Linked DNA regions of Homo sapiens: regions 2 and 3 are each linked to region 1. A link is an interaction called in ENCODE POLR2A ChIA-PET data of the cell type or tissue named here. Cell type or tissue: A673. All regions are shown on one strand. Region 1 overlaps SLC22A11 (solute carrier family 22 member 11). Region 2 holds the start of MIR7155 (microRNA 7155). Region 3 holds the start of KCNK4 (potassium two pore domain channel subfamily K member 4).

Region 1 (8,000 bases):
TGGTGCTGCCTGCAGTTGGCCGTGGCGGGCACCAGCACCATCTTCGCCCCAACATTCGTCATCTACTGCGGCCTGCGGTTCGTGGCCGCTTTTGGGATGGCCGGCATCTTTCTGAGTTCACTGACACTGAGTGAGTCCCCGGCTCAGCGCGCTCCTGCCATGGGGGCGGGGGTGGCAGGAGAGAATGGGGCTCAGGCCGCCGCATGAGGCCTCACCTGCACGTGTCTGCATCCTTCAGTGGTGGAGTGGACCACGACCAGCAGGAGGGCGGTCACCATGACGGTGGTGGGATGTGCCTTCAGCGCAGGCCAGGCGGCGCTGGGCGGCCTGGCCTTTGCCCTGCGGGACTGGAGGACTCTCCAGCTGGCAGCATCAGTGCCCTTCTTTGCCATCTCCCTGATATCCTGGTCAGTATGATGTGGGACCTTTTCCTTAGGAGACCCAGGGTGGGAGGGGGACTCTTCACTTTCACCTCTCTGGCTGGCAGTAGGTCCAGAGACCTGGAGTGCCACAGAAGGGCCATGGCATGAGCGGCACCCTCGCTAGGGAGGGACATTGGTGATTGGCAGTCCTGGGCTAAGTGTTGCAGCCCGAGGTCCGTGGCTCCCATCCAGCCCAGACAGGCCAAGATGGGCTGGCACAGCATTGGCTCAAATGGTGATTTAAAAAATACATTTGTAACTAGTTGCTAACATTTAAAAATCAGAAGATTTTCAAAAACAAACAAAAACAGTATTTTTTACCTTCTTTGGAAAAACTGGAAGATCCAGGGGCACTGGGCTGAACTTCGGCCACAGTGGAAGCGGCCGCTCTCCCGGTCCCCAAGGCCCCACTGCCGCTGTCCCCTGGGCTGAGGCTGTGAGCATCGTCCTTCCTCAATACTTGCACCAGCCCCCACCCACCAGCTTCACTCCTTCACATACAGTGCGGACCAACATTGGATATGAAAATAGATTGTTGTCACTACAATTTTAGGGGCCGCAAAAATCCCTAAGGTCTGGAAATCCCTCCTTGGGTTGGCACTGAGGAAGGAGACACAGACAGGTGCAGAGGGTCTTAGGTGCTGGGGACACACAAGTGAACAAAACAGGCAAAAACCAGTGGCCCCGTGGAGCTTACGTTTCATACACAGATCAATAAGTGAAGAGGAAGGCCATCCCATAATTACAATAATTAGGCCATCCCCGCCACGCTGATCAGGTGTGTACCAGGTGCAGTTTATAACACTAGGTGCGTATTAACACACCTTCTAATAAGTAAGATGATGCGATTACCACCATTTTCAAATGAAGGACCGAGACCTAGAAAGGTTAGGTCACTCACCCAAGGTCACACACAGCCGGTGAATGCCAGAGGCAGGATTTGAACCTAGGCAGGCTAACTCTTCACCACTACGTCAGACTGCCTCCAGAAGTCCTTCTTAGCTTCCCTGCAAACAGGGCTGAGAGCCGGTGGGTTGGGCAGATCCTGTGCCTTCCACCAGGAAAGTGTTTCTCCTGGCCCACCTGCCCCTGAGGTTGGGGAGAAATAGACTGGTTTTATAAAATCACCTGGTTCTGCCTGGGGATATTTTAAATGTGCTAAAAAAAAAAAAAAAAAAAAAAAAAAAAGGCCGGGCACAGTGGCTCAAGCCTGTAATCCCAGCACTTTGGAGGCTGAGGCAGGTGGATCACAAGGTCAGAAGATCAAGACCATCCTGGCTAACATGGTGAAACCCCATCTCTACTAAAAATACAAAAAAATTAGCCATGGTGGTGCACACCTGTAGACCCTGCTACTCAGGAGGCTGAGGCAGGAGAATCACTTGAACCTGGGAGGTGGAGGTTGCAGTGAGCCAAGATCGCACCACTACACTCCAGCCTGGGTGACAGAGTGAGACTCCATCTCAAAAAAAAAACAAAAAAACCCAGCACCAAGTGACCTTTCTATCCTAGAAATAGCCCCAGAATCACTGGTGAAGCAGCCAACTCTAGGGACACCCATGCCCAGGCCACCTGTGCCCTGGCTGTGTGCAGGGCTCAGGTGGGCAGGCCCCGGGCAGCCAGGCGAGCCAGATGGAGGTGGCTCGCTTGGGAAGGTGGGCGGCCAGGCATTGGGACTCAGCTTTATTCTGAAACCGCTGGGGACTGCCAGGCTCCTGGCTGGGCAGCAGCGGCACAGAAGCATGTGCTTCCTCATCACTCATCTCAGCTGGAGGGTCCGTGCCCACTGCCCCTTTCCACCCCGCCCCGGGGGAGAGCCCAGCGTGCACTCCCAGCTACACACCTGCCTCCTTACAGGTGGCTGCCAGAATCCGCCCGGTGGCTGATTATTAAGGGCAAACCAGACCAAGCACTTCAGGAGCTCAGAAAGGTGGCCAGGATAAATGGCCACAAGGAGGCCAAGAACCTGACCATAGAGGTGAGATGCTGCTGTCTGCGAGACTTGACCTGGGACAGGACGTGCACTGAGGGATCATCCGTGTGGCCTCCAACAGCACCACCCACTCCAGCACCACCTCCACCAGCACCACCACCAGCATCTCCACAGACACCACCAACACCTCCATCACCACCTCCACACAGACACCACCACCACCACCACCAATCCCGATACCATCACCAACAGCACCACCACTGTCCACACCCACCATCACCTTCACTGCCATCACTCCATCACCACCAGCACCACCAATACCATCACTAACCCCACAGCCACCATCTCTGCAAAACATCTCCACCACCTTCACCACCATCGTCACCATCGGTAACAGCACCATCATTATCAACAGCACCCACACCGTCACCTCCATCACCCACCACCTCCACCTGCATGTAGCACGCACCCACCTCATGGGGGTTCTCGATGTGTCTGGGGAAACAGAATGTGTTTATTTGAAGGTAGCTGCTTTCAGGAAACAGGCGCTGCCAGAGATTAGAGTGAAGATGGGGTCGGAGGATAAGGGAAGGCTTCCAGAAGGAGGCAAGCTAGAGCTGAGAGGACCAGGGCTGAGTCAAACCTGCAGAAGAGCCAGGGCCTGGAGAGAACCTTTTCTGCCCCATCCCCTCCCCTTCCCCTAGGGATCCAGCTTCCAGAGGCCGAGGCCCAGGACAGGCTCCCCGTCACTCTGGCCACTTGGACACTGTTCTCTGGCACAGGGGGTGGGGCAGGGCCATTGCCCTACCATTCACGGTGCCCCCATTCTCCCCGGAAGGTGCTGATGTCCAGCGTGAAGGAGGAGGTGGCCTCTGCAAAGGAGCCGCGGTCGGTGCTGGACCTGTTCTGCGTGCCCGTGCTCCGCTGGAGGAGCTGCGCCATGCTGGTGGTGAAGTACGCCGTCCTGGTGTCCCTCCCCAAGGCAGGGCTGGGACAGGCAGGAGGCAGAGCTGGGACAGGCAGGAGGCAGAGCGTCCAGGGGAAACAGCACCCGCAGGCCTCAAGGGGGTGCATTTCTGTCTGGGACAGGACGCAGACAGCCCCAGCAGGCAGGAGTCCTGGCAGGCAGCAGAGAGGGACTATGCACAGGTGGGATCTGGAGGCTGCCATCTGCAGGAAGCCAGAGGAAAAGGCAGCTCTAGGCTGGGGGTCCCAGGGTCCCAGGGAGGTCCCAAGACAGAGGCAGAGCCAGGGTCCCTAGAGCCAGGGGACCAGCCACGGCCGAGGAGTACCACTGTGTGTCATCGTTAGAGACTTACCACTTTCCTAGAGACCATGGCCATGCTCCTAGAGGGTGAACCTGCATTCGCTGACCCCTCCATGCAACCCCACTTCACTGATGGGGAAAGAGGATCCCAGAGGGGTAAGGAACAAGCCCAAAATAATAGAGCCTGCATTGGAACCGGGCTGAGCTAACACTTGGCTTACCGGCACTGTCACTGCCAGGGCCCGCGCGACCAGACCCTGGCCCTCCCCGGGACCCAAGGTCATCTGGGCCCAGGAAAAGGCCCTTAAAACAAATTCAGTTCCGGTGACATCCAAAAGAGCATATTAAAAAGCAAGGACCAGTCAGGCGCGGTGGCTCAAGCCTGTAATCCCTCACTTTGGGAGGCTGAGGCAGGAGGATCGCTTGAGCCCAGGAGTTCAAGACCAGCCTGGGTAACATAGTAAGACCCTCTCATCGCTACTAAAAATCAAAAAATGAGGCAGGAGGATCACTGGAGCCCAGGAGATAGAGGCTGCACTGAGCTGAGATTGTGCTACTGCACTCCAGCCTGGGCGACAGGGCAAGATTCCGTCAAAGGAAAAAAAAAAAAACCTAAGGACCTGGTTTGATTGGGACTTTTATCTTGAAATAAAACTGAAGTTTAGGAAAACGTTTCTTTTATGCTATATTTAACCACATATGGGTTATGATGGCAAATACTTGCTACATCTTAGAACAAAGATAGATCAAATGCCTTTTTTAAAAAACTTCAATTTTTTTCTGATAAATCAGAAGGAGTGCTCTCACTGCAAACACCCGGGACCAGTTTTTTTTTTTAAAAAAAAAAAAAACCTTCCAGGATTCCTCAGTTCTCCCAGGGGCCGGCTCTGCAACCTTTGTTATTCAAATCAGAGGCTTTGAAGCTGGTGACCTTGTGGGTTTTCCTGTCTTGTTAACCCAGTTGTTATCTGTCCAAGGCTCCAGTGTCGGCCGCTTTGAGCACCAGCCCAGTGACTCTCACGTCACTCACATAAACTTCATGAAACACCGCGGCTTGTGCGATTTTACTCTGATGTTGTTGGGCTGGTGTTGTCCGATGTTTATTGGGTGATGCAATCAGGTGACGCCTAAGGGGAGGGCTGGGAGGAGCATCTGGGTTAAGCAGGGAGAGCACAGATTTTAAACGTGGCCGAGAAGAATTTTACCTTGCAGCCAGTTGTGGATCCAAATCCCATCTCCAAACCATGAGAATTTAAATACCGTAAATTCAGCTACTCGTGAGCCAGTGGGGTGGGGGAGTGGGCAGAAAGCAGACCCTGAGATGGAGAAGGGAAGGCAAGGGGAGATGCAGCCACAGCCTGGGCCCAGCCCAGCCCCTGGGAGCGTGGGAGCTGGGGCCTTTCTGGGTGGTCCCTCTGCCCCATGAACCAGTCACAGGCTGCTCTCCCCAGAGAAGGGGCAGCACTCCCAGGGGCTGGGGGACAGGCTCTCCATCCTGAATGTGGTCTGGGCAATGCAGCCCAGGGTCTCCCGAGAGGCCCTGTCCTGCCATGATTCCCATCTTCCAAGAGAAAGGCACAGTGTGACTGGTTATCAGAATCAAAGCCAGAGAGGGCTAGTCCGGAAGTGAGGGGCAGCTCAGAGGCCCCCGAGGGCAGACTTGGTCCCAGCCAGAGAGGCAACGCCCCAGCGCATCGCTGCCCCTGACACAAAGCCTGTGTGTGAAGGGATGGTGGAGCCACCCTGCCTGCCCTTTCCTGGAAGAGCCTGACGCTGGGGTTGTGTCCTGAGTTTGGCAGGCTTCTGGGATCGCTGGCCGAGACAAGCCCAGGATTGTCCTCCGGGGTTGGCCATGTCCTCCCAGGCAGCTCCTGGTGGGAGGTGCTGTTGCTGTTGGGGTGCCCTCTCCCCGGCAGGGCAGGGACCTGACTTCCAGCCTTGCCCGCAGTTTCTCTCTATTGATCTCCTACTATGGGCTGGTCTTCGACCTGCAGAGCCTGGGCCGTGACATCTTCCTCCTCCAGGCCCTCTTCGGGGCCGTGGACTTCCTGGGCCGGGCCACCACTGCCCTCTTGCTCAGTTTCCTTGGCCGCCGCACCATCCAGGCGGGTTCCCAGGCCATGGCCGGCCTCGCCATTCTAGCCAACATGCTGGTGCCGCAAGGTGAGGCAGGCGGACTGGGCGGTGGGACCGGGCCCTGCTTCCCCGCCCACCCCACTGCTCTGAGCGTGGGGCCACATCCCCTCCCTGGCCCCAGGAGCTGCCTCCCTGTTTTCTTTCTGAATGAGGGAGGCTATGAGGACCTGGAATCCCTCTCTGTGTCTCCTTTTATTGCTGAGGGTGGGAGACTGGGGGAAAGGGACAGGGCGGCACGTCGTGCGGTGGCGGCAGAGCCGGGAGGAAGGCAGGAGGCTGCCTTGCGGCTGGCAGAAGGCCTGAGCGGGGACGGAGGCGGCCGGGGCCCTGCAGGCTGCAGCGAGAGCCCAAGCTCTGAGCGCGAGCAGCTGCGAGGAAACTGACAACGGCGAGCACCTCCCAGCAGTTCAGGCACCTCCACGGAGCAACGCGTTGGGGAGGCCAGGCCTGCGGCCAAAAGGGGGCCCGGACCTCCGCCTCCAGGCCAGGGCTTCTGCCATCCCCACACAGGCAGGCTGGCGGGCAGCAGGAAGGCTGCTGTGGACCGGGCCCGGCGCTCTCTCCGTCATAGCAAGAGGCATCTCGGGACCCTAGGAGCCGCGGTGGGGGGCATTCTTTCAGTGCAGCCTCCACGGCCGGCCAGGCTCAGCTACCCTAGACCTGGCTGGGTTTCTGCCTGTGCCCCTCGGGCCCCTGCCGCGATATCGCATCCTATGCTCTGTCCCCCAACCCCAGCCCTGGGCAGCCCCGCACCAAGCCAGCAGGGCCGGGGACTTGTAGGGAGCCCAGGGTCCCCTCTGCTCCAGGCTGGCTGGCCGCACACTGACTAGCCCCTGGGTACCCTCCAGGGCAAACCCCACTCTCACCCCCTTCCTGTACCCAGATTTGCAGACCCTGCGTGTGGTCTTTGCTGTGCTGGGAAAGGGATGTTTTGGGATAAGCCTAACCTGCCTCACCATCTACAAGGCTGAACTCTTTCCAACGCCAGTGCGGTAAGCTGGGCTGCAGGCCATGCCCCAGGGCCAGCAGGGCCGTCCTGAGAGGGCGGTGGGAAGGGAAAGAAGGGTCTGGCAGCCAGGGAAATGCAGCCAGGGCCGCTCAGGGTCCCCCCCAGGACAGCTCTTCCCCTTGAGAGTCTCGACCCAGACAGAAGCAGTACAGTAGAGCCCTGGGGACATCTGGGCCTGTGTTTTCACACCATTTTGAGCCACAGAGTCATCTGTCCAGATGGAATCTTATAAGAATCCTGATTAGGAGACCAAGAGCTGCCCTGGTAGCAGTGGGGACCCTCAACTCACTTCCCACCACTCCTTCCCTGCCCCAAGAGAGCCCCAAGTCACCTCCTTGGAGCCCAAGGGCATCATAAAACACAAATGGAAAACCAGTGGTCTAGAGTCTAGGCCACCCCCACATTTGATATTTGGGTAAACTGAGGCTCGGGGTGAAGGACTGGCTCAGCAGAAGGGTAGGACTGGACTCCAGCTCTCCAGACTTTTAGCCCAATGTTCTTTCCACCACTCACTCATTTCTCCATATTTTAATTTGTTGTTTGGACAAGCATTTATTGATTTTGTTGATATCGTATGGAAAGCCTGAGTTGGGAGCTCAGTGGCCTAGCAGGAGTATGGAGAAGCCCTTAAGTTGCCCAAGAGTGGGGAAAATGAGGTGGGCCCTAGAGATTTCCCCTGAAACACTAGATGCAAAAATCTGGGTGGGCTCCGTGGAGGAGGTGGCATTAGAGGAGGCCTTGAGGAGGGCAATTCCCTCAGCCCAGCTTTCCTTCCCCTGGCATCTGTGAGCCCAGGATGTCTTCCTGCCACAGGGCCAGCTGTTACAGGGATCTGGGCCCTCCCCTTCACCCACAGGATGACAGCAGATGGCATTCTGCATACAGTGGGCCGGCTGGGGGCTATGATGGGTCCCCTGATCCTGATGAGCCGCCAAGCCCTGCCCCTGCTGCCTCCTCTCCTCTATGGCGTTATCTCCATTGCTTCCAGCCTGGTTGTGCTGTTCTTCCTCCCGGAGACCCAGGGACTTCCGCTCCCTGACACTATCCAGGACCTGGAGAGCCAGTGAGTGACCTGTGATCCCTGGGCATCGGGCTGGGCTTCCTCCTGGGCCAAGATGGAGACAGGCCTGGGCTGCCCAGGGCAAAGGCTCAAGAGTACCAAGGCCTGTGTTTCTGAAACCATTTAATCTTTCCAACAATCCTGCCAGAAATGTATTATTACTATCCCCATAC
Region 2 (8,000 bases), 220 kb before region 1:
ACCAGATGGCCCAAGACCCCAGACCACAACCCCATGTCTGGTGTTGTGGTTGGGGGTCGATGTGCAGAGGCATTGGATAAGTTAGTCCTGACCCTTGACCCCTGACCTACAGCGGCTGGCTGAACTGCTGCTGGAGCGAGAACCCCTCTGCTTGAGGCCTGAGGCTCCCTCTAGGGCTCCCGCCGAGGGCCCCTCGCACCATCTGGCCCTGCAGCTGGCCAACGCCAAGGCTCAGCTGCGGCGTCTGCGGCAGGAGCTGTGAGTGTGCGCAGCCTGGGAAGGGGACTGAGTGGAGAGGGGCAGATTAAGCCTGGATGGGACCCTAGCCCTGGTGGCTACGGGAGGGGTCAGGCCTGGGAAGGGCTGGGGGTTGTGGGCCCCCAGACCCTCCCTAGACTCCCCTTCCCTCCAGGGAGGAGAAGGCCGAGCTGCTGCTAGACTCCCAGGCCGAGGTGCAGGGTTTGGAGGCCGAAATAAGAAGGCTCCGCCAGGAGGTGCGCTCACATGCTCCCCGCCACCGCGGCATTCCCTAACCTCCCCGCACCCGGTCCCATTGCCTCCCTCCCAACCCGGCTCCTTCCCGTCCCTAATCCCTCTGGCCCGCGGCTGGCTGTTCCCAGCTCCACACCGTCTGGCCCAGGCCCAGGCGCTGTCGGGACAGGCCAAGCGGGCCGAGCTGTACCGCGAGGAGGCAGAGGCGCTGCGGGAGCGGGCCGGCCGCCTGCCCCGCCTGCAGGAGGAGCTGAGGCGCTGCCGCGAGCGGCTGCAGGCGGCTGAGGCCTACAAGAGTCAGCTGGAGGTGAGGCGGAGACGGAGCCGCGGGGCGGGGCGTGCGCGAGGGGGCGGGCCAGGAGGAGGGGCGAGATTGGGTCCCGAGGGCAGAGAGGCAGGTTCTCTGGAGGGGACAGTCACAGGTGGAGAAATGGGTGAGGACAAATTCAGGGAGGTGGCGTCTGGGAAAGGGCCTCCAGAGGATGGGGCAGGTGTAGGGGAGTGGGGGGGCTGTGTAAGTGATGCAGCCTTGGAAGGAGGGCTGTTCCCGGGGGGGAGGGGCGGGGCATGGACAGAAGGGCGGGGCCTGCACAAAGGGCGGGGCCAGGGGCGAGGGAGAAAGTACCTGAAGAGATCTTGGTGGGAAGAAGATGGAAGGGAGTGGCGGGGCCTAGAGACTGATGGGGTGCAGGGTGGGGGAGGGAGGCAGGGTCTGTGACAGGCTGAGGGGAAGGAGTTTGGGACCCTCAGGCGCTGGAGTGCATGGGGGCTGCGTGGCTACCGGTTCTCCCTGCTCTCCCACCAGGAGGAGCGGGTGCTCTCGGGGGTGCTGGAGGCGTCCAAGGCGCTGCTGGAAGAGCAGCTGGAGGCTGCCCGAGAGCGCTGCGCCCGGCTGCACGAGACCCAGCGCGAGAACCTGCTGCTGCGAACCCGGCTGGGCGAGGCCCATGCGGTAAGGTAGCCAGAGTGATCCCACTTGGGTTGCCCCGTCACCCCATGACCCCATTGATTCCCTAGTGGTCCCTAGTGATTCTTGCAACCTCTGCTCTTGGTGACCTCTAGTGACCCTCCGACCTACACACTCGGCCTGGCCATGGTGTGGAGGGCTTGTCTGACCCTTCCCTCACCCCCAGGAGCTGGACTCTCTGCGGCATCAGGTGGACCAGCTGGCTGAGGAGAATGTGGAGCTGGAGCTGGAGCTTCAGCGGAGCTTGGAGCCACCTCCAGGATCCCCTGGGGAGGGTGAGGGACCCCACTGGAAGGGCTGGGGTGGGGGCTTCCTATGCTTTCCAGCAGTGTACTGGGGAGAGCCTCTGACTCCCTCCCTTCTCCCAAGCCTCTGGGGTGTGTATGTGAGGAGCCAGGCAGTAAAGGAGGGGTCCTGACCTCATCTCTCATCCTCAGCACCCCTAGCAGGAGCGGCCCCCTCGCTGCAAGATGAGGTGAGGGAGGCAGAGGCTGGGCGGCTTCGGACCCTTGAGAGGGAGAACCGGGAGCTTCGGGGGCTGCTTCAGGTGCTTCAGGGGCAGCCAGGGGGCCAGGTAAGTCCCCTCCCCCAGGGTCCTGGCCGGCCCTTCCCCTAGTCCCTCCCTGGGCCTGACTGTCCCTCTCGTATGCCCTCAGCACCCCCTGCTGGAGGCACCGAGAGAGGACCCTGTTCTTCCAGTGCTGGAGGAGGCTCCCCAGACTCCTGTGGCCTTCGACCACAGCCCTCAGGGCTTGGTTCAGAAGGCAAGGGATGGAGGCCCCCAGGCCTTGGACTTGGCTCCCCCGGCATTAGACTCAGTGCTCGAGGCATCAGCTGAGTGTCCCCAGGCACCTGATTCAGACCCACAGGAGGCAGAGAGTCCCCTTCAGGCAGCTGCCATGGACCCCCAGGCCTCAGACTGGTCCCCGCAAGAGTCAGGCTCTCCTGTGGAGACACAGGAGTCCCCGGAGAAGGCTGGCCGTAGATCCTCTCTCCAGAGCCCTGCCTCTGTGGCCCCACCTCAGGGTCCAGGGACCAAAATTCAGGCCCCGCAGTTGCTGGGAGGAGAGACAGAGGGAAGAGAGGCTCCCCAAGGCGAGTTGGTGCCTGAGGCCTGGGGGTTGAGACAGGAGGGCCCTGAGCACAAGCCAGGGCCTTCGGAGCCCAGCTCTGTGCAGCTGGAGGAGCAGGAGGGCCCAAACCAGGGCCTGGACCTGGCCACGGGACAAGCAGAGGCCAGAGAGCATGACCAGAGGCTGGAAGGGACGGTCAGGGACCCAGCCTGGCAAAAACCACAGCAGAAGTCAGAAGGGGCTCTTGAGGTCCAGGTCTGGGAAGGCCCAATCCCAGGGGAGAGCCTGGCCAGTGGTGTCGCAGAGCAGGAGGCCCTCAGGGAGGAGGTGGCACAGTTGAGGAGAAAGGCTGAGGCCCTTGGAGATGAGCTGGAAGCCCAGGCCCGCAAGCTGGAGGCCCAAAACACGGAGGCTGCCCGCCTCTCCAAGGAGCTGGCCCAAGCGCGAAGGGCAGAGGCCGAGGCCCACCGGGAGGCAGAGGCCCAGGCCTGGGAGCAAGCCCGGCTGCGGGAGGCAGTGGAGGCTGCTGGCCAGGAGCTGGAGTCTGCGTCCCAGGAACGGGAGGCGCTGGTGGAGGCGCTGGCAGCAGCGGGCCGGGAGCGGAGGCAGTGGGAGCGTGAGGGGTCCAGGCTGCGGGCCCAGTCGGAGGCCGCCGAGGAACGGATGCAGGTGCTGGAGAGCGAGGGCCGCCAGCACTTGGAGGAGGCTGAGAGGGAGCGCCGGGAGAAGGAGGCCCTCCAGGCGGTAGGTCAGGTTGGGGCTCACCGCTGGGGTTGGGAAGCAGAGTTCCAGGCTGTTGGGAGTTACTGATTCCATCAGCAGCTGTTCAGTGGGTGCCCAGCACTGAGCTGGGGCTGGAGATAGAAAGGCCAAGTCCACCCCTGCCTTCCAAAGGTGTGCCTGGCCTGGGGCACAGAGCCATGTCCACTGTGTGATGGGGGCGCTGTGGGAGGGGGTGGGACTGCCTAGTACACATCTTGGCTCTCTGGCTGCAGCAGTAGACTCACCTCCACCCCAGGCATCCTTCTGTAAAACAGGGGTACTATTCCTGGCCACCTGGGGTGGTCTTAGGAGGACCTTGGGAGACAGTAGCTGTAAAGGTCTGGTTCATGCTGGCAAGGGTATGTTGTAAGTGTTCAAGCACTGGTTATTCAGAGCCAAGTGCTACGAGAGCCCATGGGAGGGTGAGCTGATGCCCAAGTGGAGGCAAGGAGGCTTTAGGAGGAGTGACCATAATGTCACTAGGTGGGGAGGACATTTTGTCCAGAGGGAATGGCATGTGCAAAGACAAAGGCATTAAAGACGCTCAGGGGCTGGGTGTGGTGGCTCACACCTGTAATCCCAGCACTTTGGGAGGCCGAGGTGGGTGGATTACTTGAGGTCAGGAGTTCTATACCAGCCTGGCCAACATGGTGAAACCCTGCCTCCATTAAAAATACAAAAATCAGCCAGGCGTGGTGGCAGGCACCTGTAATCTGTTACTTGGGAGGATGAGGCAGGAGAATTGCTTGAACCCGGAAGGCGGAGGTTGCAGTGAGCTGAGATTGTGCCACTATACTCCAGCCTGGGCGACAGAGCGAGACTGTCTCAAAACAAACAAACACCATCCAATGAAACAACAACAAAAAAAGAATGCTCAGGGCCCAGGAGGAAGGGATGATGAGGGCCAGCTTTGAATGTGTTGGTCCTCCCTCCCCAGGCAGGGAAAGCCAGGGTAGAACTGTGTGGGGCTGCGCTTGAGGAGGGTCACCTTGGTGGACAGGGGAGCTTGGGGCTATCAGGACGCAGTAGCCATGGTGTAAGTGGCAGAGGAAGCTGACTAGGGAGGCATGGGAGTGGGTGTGAGAGGAGGACTGGACACTTTTTTCTTTTTGAGACAGAGTCTCCCTCTGTTGCCCAGTCTGGAGTGCAGTGGGGTGATCTTGGTTCATTGCAACCTCCGCCTCTCAGGTTCAAGAGATTCTCCCACCTCAGCCTCCTGAGTAGCTGGGAGTACAGGCACACACCACCACGCCTGGCTACTTTTTGTATTTTTTTTTTTTTTTGAGACGGAGTCTCGCTCTTTCGCCCAGGCCAGACTGCAGTGGTGCTATCTCGGCTCACTGCAAGCTCCGCCTCCCAGGTTCACGCCATTCTCCTGCCTCAGCCTCCGGAGTAGCTGGGACTACAGGCACCCGCTCCCGCACTCGGCTAATTTTTTGTGTTTTTAGTAGAGACGGGGTTTCACCATGTTAGCCAGGATGGTCTCGATCTCCTGACCTCGTGATCCACCCGCCTTGGCCTCCCAAAGTGCTGGGATTACAAGCGTGAGCCACCGCGCCCGGCCAATTTTTGTATTTTTAGTAGAGATGGGGTTTCATCATGTTGGCCTGGCTAGTTTCTTTCTTTTCTTTTCTTTTCTTTTTTTGAGACAGAGTCTCCCTCTGTCACCAGGCTGGAGGCGTGATCTCGGCTCACTGCAACCTCCACCTCCCAGGTTCAAGCGATTTTCCTGCCTCAGCCTCTCGTGTAGCTGGGACTACAGGTGCATGCCACCATGCCCAGCTAATTTTTTGAATTTTTAGTAGAGACAGGGTTTCACCATGTTGGCCAGGATGGTCTCAATCTCTTGACCTTGTGATCTGCCCGCCTCGGCCTCCCAAAGTGCTGGGATTACAGGCGTGAGCCACCGCACCTGGCCAACACACTTTTACTTATTCATTTAAACATGTTTACAGGCATCTTCTTGGTGCCAGGCCCTGTACCAGGCTCTGGGCACACAGCAGTGACCACGAAGCTAGCAATCCAGTGTTTGGGCGTGGCTTCAGCTTCCTTCCAAGCTAAGGAAGGGGTTAGGGCTTTTGCCATGGGGGATTGGGCAGCCACTGAAGGCTCCCCAATGGGCAAAGTGAGCAAAGTGGTCAGGTCTGCGTGTGAAAAGGCGCGAGGAAGGGTGTTTGGGCCAATGGGCCCCAGTGCTAGGGGACCTGTGAGATTGCAACACAGGTAGGAACTGAGTCATCCTGCACAGGCAGTTTCCAGTCCCATTTCTGTACAGACAAGGACCCTGAAATTCAGGGAGGAAGAGTAATTTGCTCAGAGACCCATTATGAGGATGGGGGGTGGGGAGAACACTGCTGGGTAGACATGGGGTCAGGCGTTGTGCAAGACAGGCCCAGGGTAAGGGGGTTCTGGCGAATGTGAGAGGGAAGGTGAGAGACCATCTCTGGGGTCCACTCTGTGGGGTGTGGCTGAGATGCTGTCTAGCCGGGCGACCTGCCTACTTTCCAGCTGTGTGGCTTGGGGCAAGTTACTTAACCTCTCTGAGTCTCAGTTTTCTCACTTGTAAAACTGGAATAAAAATTGTACCTGCCTTGGCTGGGCACAGTGGCTCACACCTGTAATCCCAGCACTTCGGGAGGCTGAGGTGGGCGGATGACCGGAGGTCAGGAGTTCGAGACCAGCCTGGCCAACATGGCAAAACCCCAACTCTACTAAAAACACAAAATTAGTCGGGTGTGGTGGCACGCACCTGTAATCCCAGCTACTCGGGAGGCTGAGGTAGGAGAATTGCTTGAACCCAGGAGGCAGAGGTTGCAGTGAGCCAAGATCGCGCCACTGCAGTCCAGTCTGGGTGACAGAGCAAGACTCCGTCTCAAAAAAAAAAAAAAAAAAAAAAAAATTGTACCTGCCTCACAGGATCCTGTAAGATAATGAGCGTAGGGAGCTTGGGGCAATGCCTGGCACCTAGAATGGACCTGTTCCATGGGAGGGAATGGCAGCAGGTAGGCAGTGAAGGTGAGGGTAGGGCTGGCGGGCTGGAAGAGCCGGCTCCAAGGACTGAGAGGGTGGGGGAAGCTAGGGACAAAGGGGGAATTTTGTGAGATTTCCTGGTTGGAGCAGGAGAAGGTGGCTGGCCAGGGGGAGGTCAGGGAACCAGGGGGTCTCAGGTTGTCCACTGGGTGGGGAAGCCTCCCAGGCTTGGGGGAGGGGGTTCTAGGAGGGCTGTGGCCAGGGCCCGGAGGAGGGCAGGGCAGGGGCTGGGCGGGAGGTTCTATTCACCGTGCCTCCTACCCCAGTACTTGCGCTAGTGGCTGTCAGCCAGCCAGGCAGCAGTGCCTCATCGGACTTGTAGTTTTTCAGGGAGAGGTGGTGGCCAAGAGTGTCAGGAGGTGCAGTGCCCCTTGGGCAAGGCCTAGGTGCAGTTATTAAGCCAGGAAGGTAGTTTTCAGCAGCAAGGCTTGTAGGCTTGGTTTCCAAGGCAGGATTTGGCTGGCAGCTGGTCATGGGCAGCTGTCCCCGAAGCTTCATCCTGCCAGGCCCCCCATGTGGCAGAATGGTTTGGTCTCCCTCCCTCTGGGGCACACAGGCCAGAATGGGCCTCCCGTCTCCTTCCAAAGTGGTGCAGCCCAACCGCCAAAGGCCACAGGTCACCTAGCTGGCAGCATCCTGGCGCCCCCTGCCCCCCCAGCCCCCACTGTCAGCTCCTGACTTCCTGTCCCTCCAGCCCTCCGTGGCCTTTTCCCTGTAGCCAAGGTCTCTCACCCGACCCACCTCTGCTGAGCCTCTCTAGCTGTCTCGCTGTCACATGGCTGGGGTGGCAGCCCACCGGGCGCATCCACCTTTCACTGCGCACATGAAGAACCGTGGGCTCAGAGAGGTGACGGCACTTGCCCAACATGTGTCACCTACCGACTCCCAGCCCAGGGGCCTTCCTCATGCCCTGCCAGGCTTACAACACCCAGCTCTTTCATGCCCAATTTCAAGGGCCCCAGGCTTTGCTCCCATTTTATAGATGGGGAAGTAGAGCCCAAAGGCTTAATGATACGTGCCCAGGATGGCAGGTCAAGGACAGAAAGGCAGCTCTCTTGACTCTCAGGCCTCTGTCTCCGGCTGTCTCCTGCCCCCTTGCCCTGAGCCTGCTCTGCTTGCCCTCAGGAGCTGGAGAAAGCTGTGGTGCGGGGCAAGGAGTTGGGGGACCGGCTGGAGCATTTGCAGCGTGAGCTGGAGCAGGCGGCTCTCGAGCGCCAGGAATTTCTGCGAGAAAAGGAAAGCCAGCACCAGAGGTGGGGACAGGGCTGAGGGGAAGAATGAGGGAGGCAGGGGTGTGGTGGGGCGAGGGTGGGGTGGGGCTGGGTGCTAAGGATTCTCCTGGCAGGTACCAGGGCTTGGAGCAGCGGCTGGAAGCTGAGCTGCAGGCGGCGGCGACCAGCAAGGAGGAGGCGCTGATGGAGCTCAAGACCAGGGCCCTGCAGCTGGAAGAGGAGCTGTTCCAGGTGATGCCTGCCCGCCTGGGAGCTGGGGGCCATGCCACCCTGCCCTCCATCCCATGAGCAGATGCCAGGGTCATCTGTCCTCCTAGTCTTGCCTCTGGATTCTTGGCTAGCTACTTGCCTCACTCCCCATGTGGGGCCTGTTGGAGAGAGCACTGTGCTGGGAGTCAGGTGGCCGTGTTGACTTATCTGGGGTCTCATTTTCCCCATTCTGCA
Region 3 (8,000 bases), 270 kb before region 1:
TGGGTCTCTCGGCAGCGGTTCTCAGGGTGTAGAGGAAGCTGGGAGCCTTCTCTCCCTGAGGGTCCTCTGTTGTTACCTGTGCCAGGGGACCAGTGTGTGCCAGGCGGCCGCGATGGGTGGCGCCATGGTCCTGCTCTATGCCAGCCGGGCCTGCTACAACCTGACAGCACTGGCCTTGGCCCCCCAGAGCCGGCTGGACACCTTCGATTACGACTGGTACAATGTGTCTGACCAGGTGGGCATACGCATGTCTGCCACCTCCTTAGTAGCCGTGGCACCTTGGCCCCAGCTGGCCTGGGCCCTGTCCCACTACCCCTTTGGCGTGACTGCAGACTGGCACCAGCCCCTGCCTTCCCACAGGCGGACCTGGTGAATGACCTGGGGAACAAAGGCTACCTGGTATTTGGCCTCATCCTCTTCGTGTGGGAGCTACTGCCCACCACCCTGCTGGTGGGCTTCTTCCGGGTGCACCGGCCCCCACAGGACCTGGTAAGGGTCTGCTCCCTCTTCTGTGGGGCCAGTGGAGGGGGCGGATGTTGCAAATCCTGGGTTGGAGTCTGGGGTTGGGCCTGGGAGGCCAGTGCAGGACAGGAGTAAGTATCGATGATGGCTTCCTCCCCCAGAGCACCAGCCACATCCTCAATGGGCAGGTCTTTGCCTCTCGGTCCTACTTCTTTGACCGGGCTGGGCACTGTGAAGATGAGGGCTGCTCCTGGGAGCACAGCCGGGGTGAGAGCACCAGGTAGGAGCCGTGGCACTGCCTCAGTACCCCTGCCCTACCCGCCCACCCCGCTGGCTCCATCAAGCTATGGGGGACCGAGATAGCCGGGTCTTGCCTTCCACCCCTGCCATGGCCTTTGCTTCCCCATCTGTACTAGGTGAGGTCCCCTGGGTTCCTATTGCTAAAGCCTCCACCTCTTGCCTAGAGATGTACTTTGTCCTGGGCCCCGAAGGTCTAGGTCACAGGGGTTCTGTTCTAAGCCTGTCTTCCTCCTGCAGCTCTTGTGACTGTGGCCCTGGTCACTGTCCTGAGACTGACCCTGTTTCTCTGCTGCAGTATGTCGGGCAGTCTAGGCTCTGGGAGCTGGTATGGTGCCATCGGGCGTGAGCCGGGCTGGTATGGGGGCAGCCAGACGAAGACCACTCCTCTGCTCTTCTCCCAGGTGCCAGGACCAGGCGGCCACCACCACAGTCTCTACTCCACCCCACAGACGTGATCCCCCTCCCTCCCCCACAGAATACCCAGGCCCCAGTCCCCCTCACCCTAGGCCCCTGTGCCAAGTTTGTCTGCCGCTTCTTGCCCAGGATCCTGGGGGTCGTGGCTACCCCCTCCTCTGGCCGGCTCCTTGCTGCTCCTGTCATAGTGAGCTTGTGCCGTCCCCCTAGGATGGGGGGCATGGCCCTGGCTGCCAGATGCCCACAGCACCCTGGCATGACCTGCCACCTCTGCTTCCACACCGGAGCCAGCTACCTCTCCTGTGCCTGCCACTCAATAAACAGTGTCTGCGCCCCACAGTTGTGCACCTGTCTGTCATCTGCCTTGTGTTCCTATCACTTTTGCCTGTTTGGCCTAAGGCTGAACAGACACTAGCCCTTGAAGTGGGCTGCTAGGCTGGGCAGGGGTGACTTACCCCATCAAGGCTGGTGGGCTGGGAGAGGAGGGGCCTGCAGTTTGCAAGGGAAGGAGACCACACAGGCCTTTGTTCTCAAAGCTCTCCTGGCCCAGAATTGCCCCACTACCTCCAGATCCCTCTCCACTTGAACAGTTGCTACTCTTTCCTCAAGACCTGCGTCAACTGTTACCTCCTTTAGGAAGCCTTCTGTCTCCTGGTCAAGGGACATGGCCCCTCTGCTGGGCCCCACAGCTCCACATTACTGATTATGTGGCCATTGAGGTTCTTTGTTTTGTTTTGTTTTTTGAAGCAGGGTCTCACTCTGTCACTCAGACTGGAGTGCAGTGGCACGATCATGGCCCACTGCAGCCTCAACCTACCAGGCTCAAGCAATCCTCCTGCCTCAGCCTCCCGAGTAGCTGGGAATACAGGCACATGCCACCATTCCTGACTAATTTTTTAATTTTTAATTTTAGAGGTGGGGTTTCACCATGTTGCCCAGGCTGGTGTCGAACCCCCGGGCTCAAGCAATCCACCCACCTCAGCTTCCCAAAGTGCTGGGATTACAGGCATGAGGTACCATGCCTGGCAGCTTCTGAGTCTTAACCCCAATGGATTAGACTTTCTGGAGGCCCTGTTTCCCTATCACCACCCCAACCTGGTCTTTAGGAGTCAGGAGTTAGTCCAGGGCTTGCTGGGGAGTTGGCGCAGTGACTGAGCAGCCCCCATCTTCCTACCAGGGCGTGGGTTTGCCCAGATGTACAGGTGGTCCCCTAGCTATGCCCTCCCGTTAGCCCTCTTCTCCACTGTCCTTAGTAGCATAGTCACTGCCCTCTGCTTCCATGGCCCTGGCAGGTCTGTCTGATGGCTAGGAGTCCTTTGCTGGAGGGTCTGTCCCCTGCCCACATAGGTGGTTGTCCCAGCTTTTCAGAGTTCCCTTGGCTTATCACTGGGCCTGCTTCAAAACCCTTTACTTGGGACCATCCTGGGCACCAGGCCCTCAGGGCCTCCAGAGAGGGCATCTGAGACTCATAGAGAATCAGCTTGAAGCTGGACAATCACTTTTTGTTGAAATAAAAACTGCTAACGTTTGTGGGGCACTTTATTGTGTGTGCCAGGCTCTGTTTTGAGGATTTCTAAACACTGGCCTCCTTAATGCCCAGAACAGCACCCCGAAGTGATGATTAATCATCCCTTTTCTGTAAGTGGGAACAGGGAGACTCCAGAGTTTGGTAACCTGTTCAGGTTCCCTACCAGTAGCGGGTGGTCAGCCTCAAAGCCCAGGCTGAAAGCCATCCAGCATGAGGGCTGAGGACCCCAGCAGGCACCAGAGGGTCTTTGGAGAGGTCACAGGTTGTCAAGTGGGTGAGAACAGGGCGGGGCAAGTTCAGGACCAGCCAGGGCCTGGGTGTTCAGGCAGTGGGAGAGTGGATGCTGGCACCAGTGCCATGCTGGGATCTGCAGGCAGCTTCAGCCACAGCCTTCCGGGGCTGATTTCTGGGCATGGAAGTGAGAACCAAAAGCTGGGGCAGGGAGCACCCTGGAGGGATAGCCGGGGAGCAGGTAGAGGGCCAAAACCTGGAGTGGGGGCAGGAGGTGCTCCAGCAGCAACTCCCCCAGAGGTGGGTCCCAACCTCCACGTCGGCCAATTCCAGGTGGCCCCACCGGGTTTCCCCCACCCCTTTGTCCCGCGGAGCCCCTCCCTCATGAGTGCTGAGCCCAAGGGCCAGGCTGTCCCCAGGGGCGGAGAGTTGCGGACCCTTCCCGATCCGGTAATGGGCCTGGGAGATGCCAGATTAGCGTGGTGCCTGTCCGGAGAGACGGGCCAGCTGATGCCCAGGTCGGGGCCCTGCCGCTGGCCACACTGGGCTCCGGTCCAAGGCTAGAAGGCTGGCCCCTGCTGCAACCCCTCTCCGGCTCCTCTGCCACCCACCTCCCGGGGCTGGCCGGCTGTGGGGAGCCAGGCGGCCGCAGGTAAACGGCTTGGGGCGGCGCCGGCGGCGAGGGCGCTGCACGGAGGGAAGCGCGGCGCCGGAGGGGTTAACCGCGGGAGGAGGGGGGCTTCTGCCGGCGGGAGGGGGGTCCCAGCCCCGGCGGCCGCCCGCTCCGCCCCTGCCGCCTCCGCGGCCCAGTCGGCACCGGCGAGGCCGTGCTGGAACCCGGGCCTCAGCCGCAGCCGCAGCGGGGCCGACAGTAAGTGCGGTGCGGGCTCCGGTGCGCGGGCAGGACTCAGGGGCAGGGACGCCCCAGGGGCGACTGGCCGGGCGGGGTGCCCACCTCTCGCGCGTGGGCGCCTCCGGGAGTGGTGTGGCCGCCGGTCCCGCCGCCCGCCACGCTCCGAGGCGTCGCTGTGCGGACGCGGGGGAGGCGGTGGGAGCGAGCTGCGGGCGCTGCGCGGTGGCCCTGCTGTCTGGCGTGTGCACGCTAGTGTCCACACACGTGTGCGTGGGCTCTGGGTGCCCTGGCGCGGCCGGCACGCCCATGGGGGCCGGGGATGCCGGGGCGTCTGCGGAGAGTGCAGGTGGGGTGCGTGCGTGCAGCGGGGCGGCGCGGCGCTGCAGCCTCGGGATGGAGCGTGGGCGCGCGGGTCTTTGTGCCCGCGCTTGGCGGCGCGTGCCGGGGCGTGTGTGCGCGTGGGCGCCGCCGCCCGCTGTCTCGGACTGACAGCTGTCTCGGGGGCTGTCGCCCCGGTGTGGCCTTTGCGGACCCCCGCCCCGCTTTTTCCGGGAACTGGGCGTCCCCAGCACCCCTCCTCGCCTGGGTGCGGCGGCCGGGACCCGCCCCTGGGTTCCTCGAAAGCCCGGCGGGGCGCGGGGGCACCCTGGAGGGCCAGCCAGGAAGCAGGGCGAGGCGAGAGGGGACGGAGAAGCCGCGGAGATGCTGTCACAGCCGCAGCGGGCGAGCAGGGACCCACCATTCCCCTGTCCCCGCCTTGCGCTGTCCGGCCTCTCCTCCGGGTTTCCCTTCGGACGCCTCCGAGCCCCCTCAGCCTCCTCCTCGAGGGCCAGCTCCCCGCACCCCCACCAAGCTCCACACATTTCCTCGCTCGCCCCGCTTCCCCCTAGGCAGGCTTAGGCTCTCTTTCGGCCTCCCACTCGCCTTCCTTTCCCTTCTCGGTGCCCTCCTCTCTTTCCTCACCCGGTAGTCCCAGACAGGGGCTGAGGGCCGGGCAGCGGAGGTAAGGGGAAGGCTGGAGATAGGAGGGGGACTGGGTGTGTCCAGCCAGAGGGATGTCTGTGGACAGTGCAGCTGGGGGCTTTATGGATCTTTGGGTGTGTAGGGGATAGAGGAGGAGGGTGTGGGTGTCAGGCCAGCTCAGTGACCCCAGCATCCCTGGTTTTGCCCGCAGTGACGACAGCTCCCCAGGAGCCCCCCGCCCGGCCCCTCCAGGCGGGCAGTGGAGCTGGCCCGGCGCCTGGGCGCGCCATGCGCAGCACCACGCTCCTGGCCCTGCTGGCGCTGGTCTTGCTTTACTTGGTGTCTGGTGCCCTGGTGTTCCGGGCCCTGGAGCAGCCCCACGAGCAGCAGGCCCAGAGGGAGCTGGGGGAGGTCCGAGAGAAGTTCCTGAGGGCCCATCCGTGTGTGAGCGACCAGGAGCTGGGCCTCCTCATCAAGGTGCGTGGGTGGGCCGCAGCCCCTTCAGCTGTCACCCATCACCCCTGGCGCTAGCTGTGTGCCAGTGAGGCCCTGTGCCAGTGCTGCTTTCAGATCAGTATCCCTGAGGACGGGTGCAGTGGGAGGCTGTGGGACAGAGGCTGGGGACCAGGTCTCTGTGTTTTCAATAGGGCAACTGTGGGGTCATTTGTTTTCCTGGAGAGCCTGGCACAGGACTGTGCACCTATAATGTCTCCTTCAGGGTGTGATGGTGGTGGGATGAGGGGGAAATGAATGAATGAATGAATGGCCATAGCGCATGGGCTATGTTACATTTGCACAGGTCTCACTCACCGGTCTAGATTGCCACACAAAATCCAAGACTCTCATTTAAACATGAATTACAGTTAAACTGCAAATGCCTTTTTTTTTGAGACGGAGTCTCCCTGTGTCACCCAGGCTGGAGTGCAGTGGTGTGATCTCAGCTCACAGCAACCTCCGCCTCCCAGACTCAAGTGATTCTCCTGCCTCAGCCTCCCAAGCAGCTGGTATTACAGGGATTCATCACCACACCCGGCTAAATTTTGTGTTTTTAGTAGAGATGGGGTTTCACCATGTTGGCCAGGCTGGTCTCAAACTCCTGACCTCAAGTGATCCACCCGCCTCGGCCTCCCAAAGTGCTGGGATTGCAGACATGAGCCACCACACCTGGCCCACAAATGCCTTTTTAATACAAGTCCATCCCAAGCAATATTTTTGTTTGCTAAATCTGGCAACCCTACCTACACCGGTTCCCATACTTTTCTTGGAGTCATGTGCCTTAGAAAAGCCCAAGAACATGGTGAACACACCCCCTCCCCCTGGAAAAGTGTGCATATGAACATGTGCAGGTGATTTGGGAGGGTTCCAGGATCCATGCCACCAGGAATGCCAGGTCAGGTGCCCCTTCCCCCAGCATGCATGCTTACCATGTGGGGAGAAGGGGGGGTGCGTCAGGGTTCCCTGAGGCACTTCTGGTCAGACTCCAACCATAGACTCAAGAAAGTGTTGGCCGGGCACGGTGGCTTATGCCTGTAATCCTAGCACTTTGGAAGGCTGAGGTGGGTGGATCACCTGAGGTCAGGAGTTCAAGACCAGCCTGGCCAATGTGGCAAAACCCCATCTCTACTAAAAATACAAAAATTAGCCGGGTGTGGTGGTGCATGCCTGTGGTCCCAGCTACTCGGGAGGCTGAGGCAGGAGAATCGCTTGAACCCAGGAGGCAGAGATTGCAGTGAGCCAAGATCACACCACTGCACTCACTCCAGCCCAGCCTGGATGATCGGTCTCAAAAAAAAAAAAAAAAAAAAAGAAAGTGTTGGGCTGCAGCCTTCTGGGATACAGTCAGGCAGGCACGTCTGTTACTTTTTCTGATTTCGGAGTCACTGTCATACAAAAAAATTAAGATTTAGCTTTAATAAATTAATGTCTATTATTTGAAATTGAAGAGTACCCTTTGTTCCCTGCCTGTTCTTTGTGGAGAGAGGGGCCATTGGCACGGAGGCCTCAGTGTTCCAGCAGATTCTCAAGGCAGCAGGACTCAGGGCAGAGATGAGTGTGGGGTGGGGTTGGGACACAGACCACCCGACAGCATCTCTGACACTTACAGAATGCCAGTGGAGGCTCAGAGAGGCGTGGGAAGAATGTATCTGGCCAGACCACAGGGCAGAGAGAGGGAGGGAGGGAGGGAGGGAATCTGACCTAGTTTGTCTTCACAATGGAATTGCTTTTTTCCTGGATAAGAAAAAGGAAGAAAAGGAGAGGCAGGACCTAGAAGGGTGGGTGACAGCCGCTTTATTTCTCTTCCACAGTAGGATTCACTCCCTGAATTAGTTGTGCAGCAACTGTGCACCTACTGTGTGCTAGGTGCTGTAGTGTTATATGCCAAGGGGATATTGGAGTGGATCAGACACAGGGTCTGCCTTGGAGGGTGTCACATCTAGGCAAGGGGAGAGATCCATGGTCAGACAGATCACTGTAGGATTCAGTGGAAAGGAAGTTTCCCTCTTTCTGTTAAGCACCAATTGTGCTAGACCTTGAGCTAGGGGCTGGGGACAAGGATGGAGATGTCAGGGGCCTGAGGGATGACCTGGTGATTGAAATACACCAGGCGAGAGGGGTAGAGAGTAGAGACGAGGGGCAAGAGATGCCCATGTGGAGAGACAGCATGGGCAAAGGCGTGGAAGCTGGAAAGTTCCGGAGCATTTTGCAGAACCTGGAGTTAGCAGATGCCTAGTCATTTGAAGCAAAAATTAGAACACACAGGATGACAAAGGATTTTTCCCTTAAGTCGTGAATTTATTGGAAAAGTGTTGCAAAATACACATTAAATCACTTTTAATTAGCTATTTCGCTTCTTGCTTTTATTAACAGTTATTACAGGAAATGGAATCATCTCAGAAAATCTGGGGGGAAGGTTGCTGTAACATGGGGTGCCAAATTGGAGTCCCAGGGAGAAGACTAGGGGAAGGGGGGTGGGGACCAGTTTGAAAAAAGGAATGCTGGTCTGGGGTGTTTAGGCCTGCAAGGAGTGGGGAGCCATGGAGGGTGTTGAGCAGCCACTTTAGGAAGATTAGTTTGGACTAAGTCTTGCTAATGAGGACTTCAGTCAGGGGGCGAAGAGGTGCTTTATGATACGCCCCACAGACACCATTCTGGTACCTTGACACTGCTGCTTGGGGAAGAGTCTCTCTGACTTCCTCTCACCTAGGGCAAGCACTCTCAAAATAGTCCCTGCCCATGGGACCTGCATGC

What was found. Peaks named below come from ENCODE experiments on the same cell type or tissue, not always from the same donor. Only the 100,000 strongest peaks of a DNase experiment are listed, where the experiment ranks them.
Region 2: POLR2A ChIA-PET joins it to region 1 with 11 read pairs; 2 of 35 experiments call an interaction of 5 or more read pairs at or near these places.
Region 3: POLR2A ChIA-PET joins it to region 1 with 11 read pairs; 2 of 35 experiments call an interaction of 5 or more read pairs at or near these places.

Annotation. Positions count from the first base shown.
Region 1 is chr11:64,562,029-64,570,028 of GRCh38, forward strand. SLC22A11 (solute carrier family 22 member 11) reads left to right here. Exons shown (of 10, transcript NM_018484.4): 3 at 1-130; 4 at 239-407; 5 at 2,280-2,400; 6 at 3,194-3,309; 7 at 5,571-5,785; 8 at 6,642-6,750; 9 at 7,624-7,830. Among named protein-coding and RNA genes, the nearest start is that of SLC22A11, 10 kb to the left of the region's middle. RefSeq lists an enhancer at 2,786-3,755. In A673, a CTCF peak has its summit at 3,538 (motif pointing left); a DNase peak (open chromatin) is centred at 4,723; H3K4me3 peaks cover 451 bases; H3K27ac peaks cover 983 bases.
Region 2 is chr11:64,341,882-64,349,881 of GRCh38, forward strand. CCDC88B (coiled-coil domain containing 88B) reads left to right here. Exons shown (of 27, transcript NM_032251.6): 8 at 113-258; 9 at 413-494; 10 at 641-799; 11 at 1,298-1,444; 12 at 1,626-1,734; 13 at 1,897-2,033; 14 at 2,116-3,276; 15 at 7,450-7,577; 16 at 7,670-7,787. MIR7155 (microRNA 7155) reads right to left here and starts at 23; the gene lies at 1-23. RefSeq lists a silencer at 876-1,170. In A673, CTCF peaks have their summits at 732 (motif pointing right) and 2,133 (motif pointing left); a DNase peak (open chromatin) is centred at 790; H3K4me3 peaks cover 487 bases; H3K27ac peaks cover 452 bases.
Region 3 is chr11:64,287,980-64,295,979 of GRCh38, forward strand. GPR137 (G protein-coupled receptor 137) reads left to right here. Exons shown (of 7, transcript NM_001170880.2): 4 at 86-235; 5 at 361-489; 6 at 624-742; 7 at 1,058-1,515. The coding sequence ends at 1,217. It overlaps KCNK4 (potassium two pore domain channel subfamily K member 4), which reads left to right and starts at 3,323. Exons shown (of 7, transcript NM_033310.3): 1 at 3,323-3,587; 2 at 4,963-5,228. The coding sequence starts at 5,040. It overlaps KCNK4-CATSPERZ (KCNK4-CATSPERZ readthrough (NMD candidate)), which reads left to right and starts at 3,743. Exons shown (of 11, transcript NR_133662.1): 1 at 3,743-3,806; 2 at 4,963-5,228. In A673, no CTCF peak of the experiment used is centred here; no DNase peak of the experiment used is centred here; H3K4me3 peaks cover 992 bases; H3K27me3 peaks cover 3,873 bases.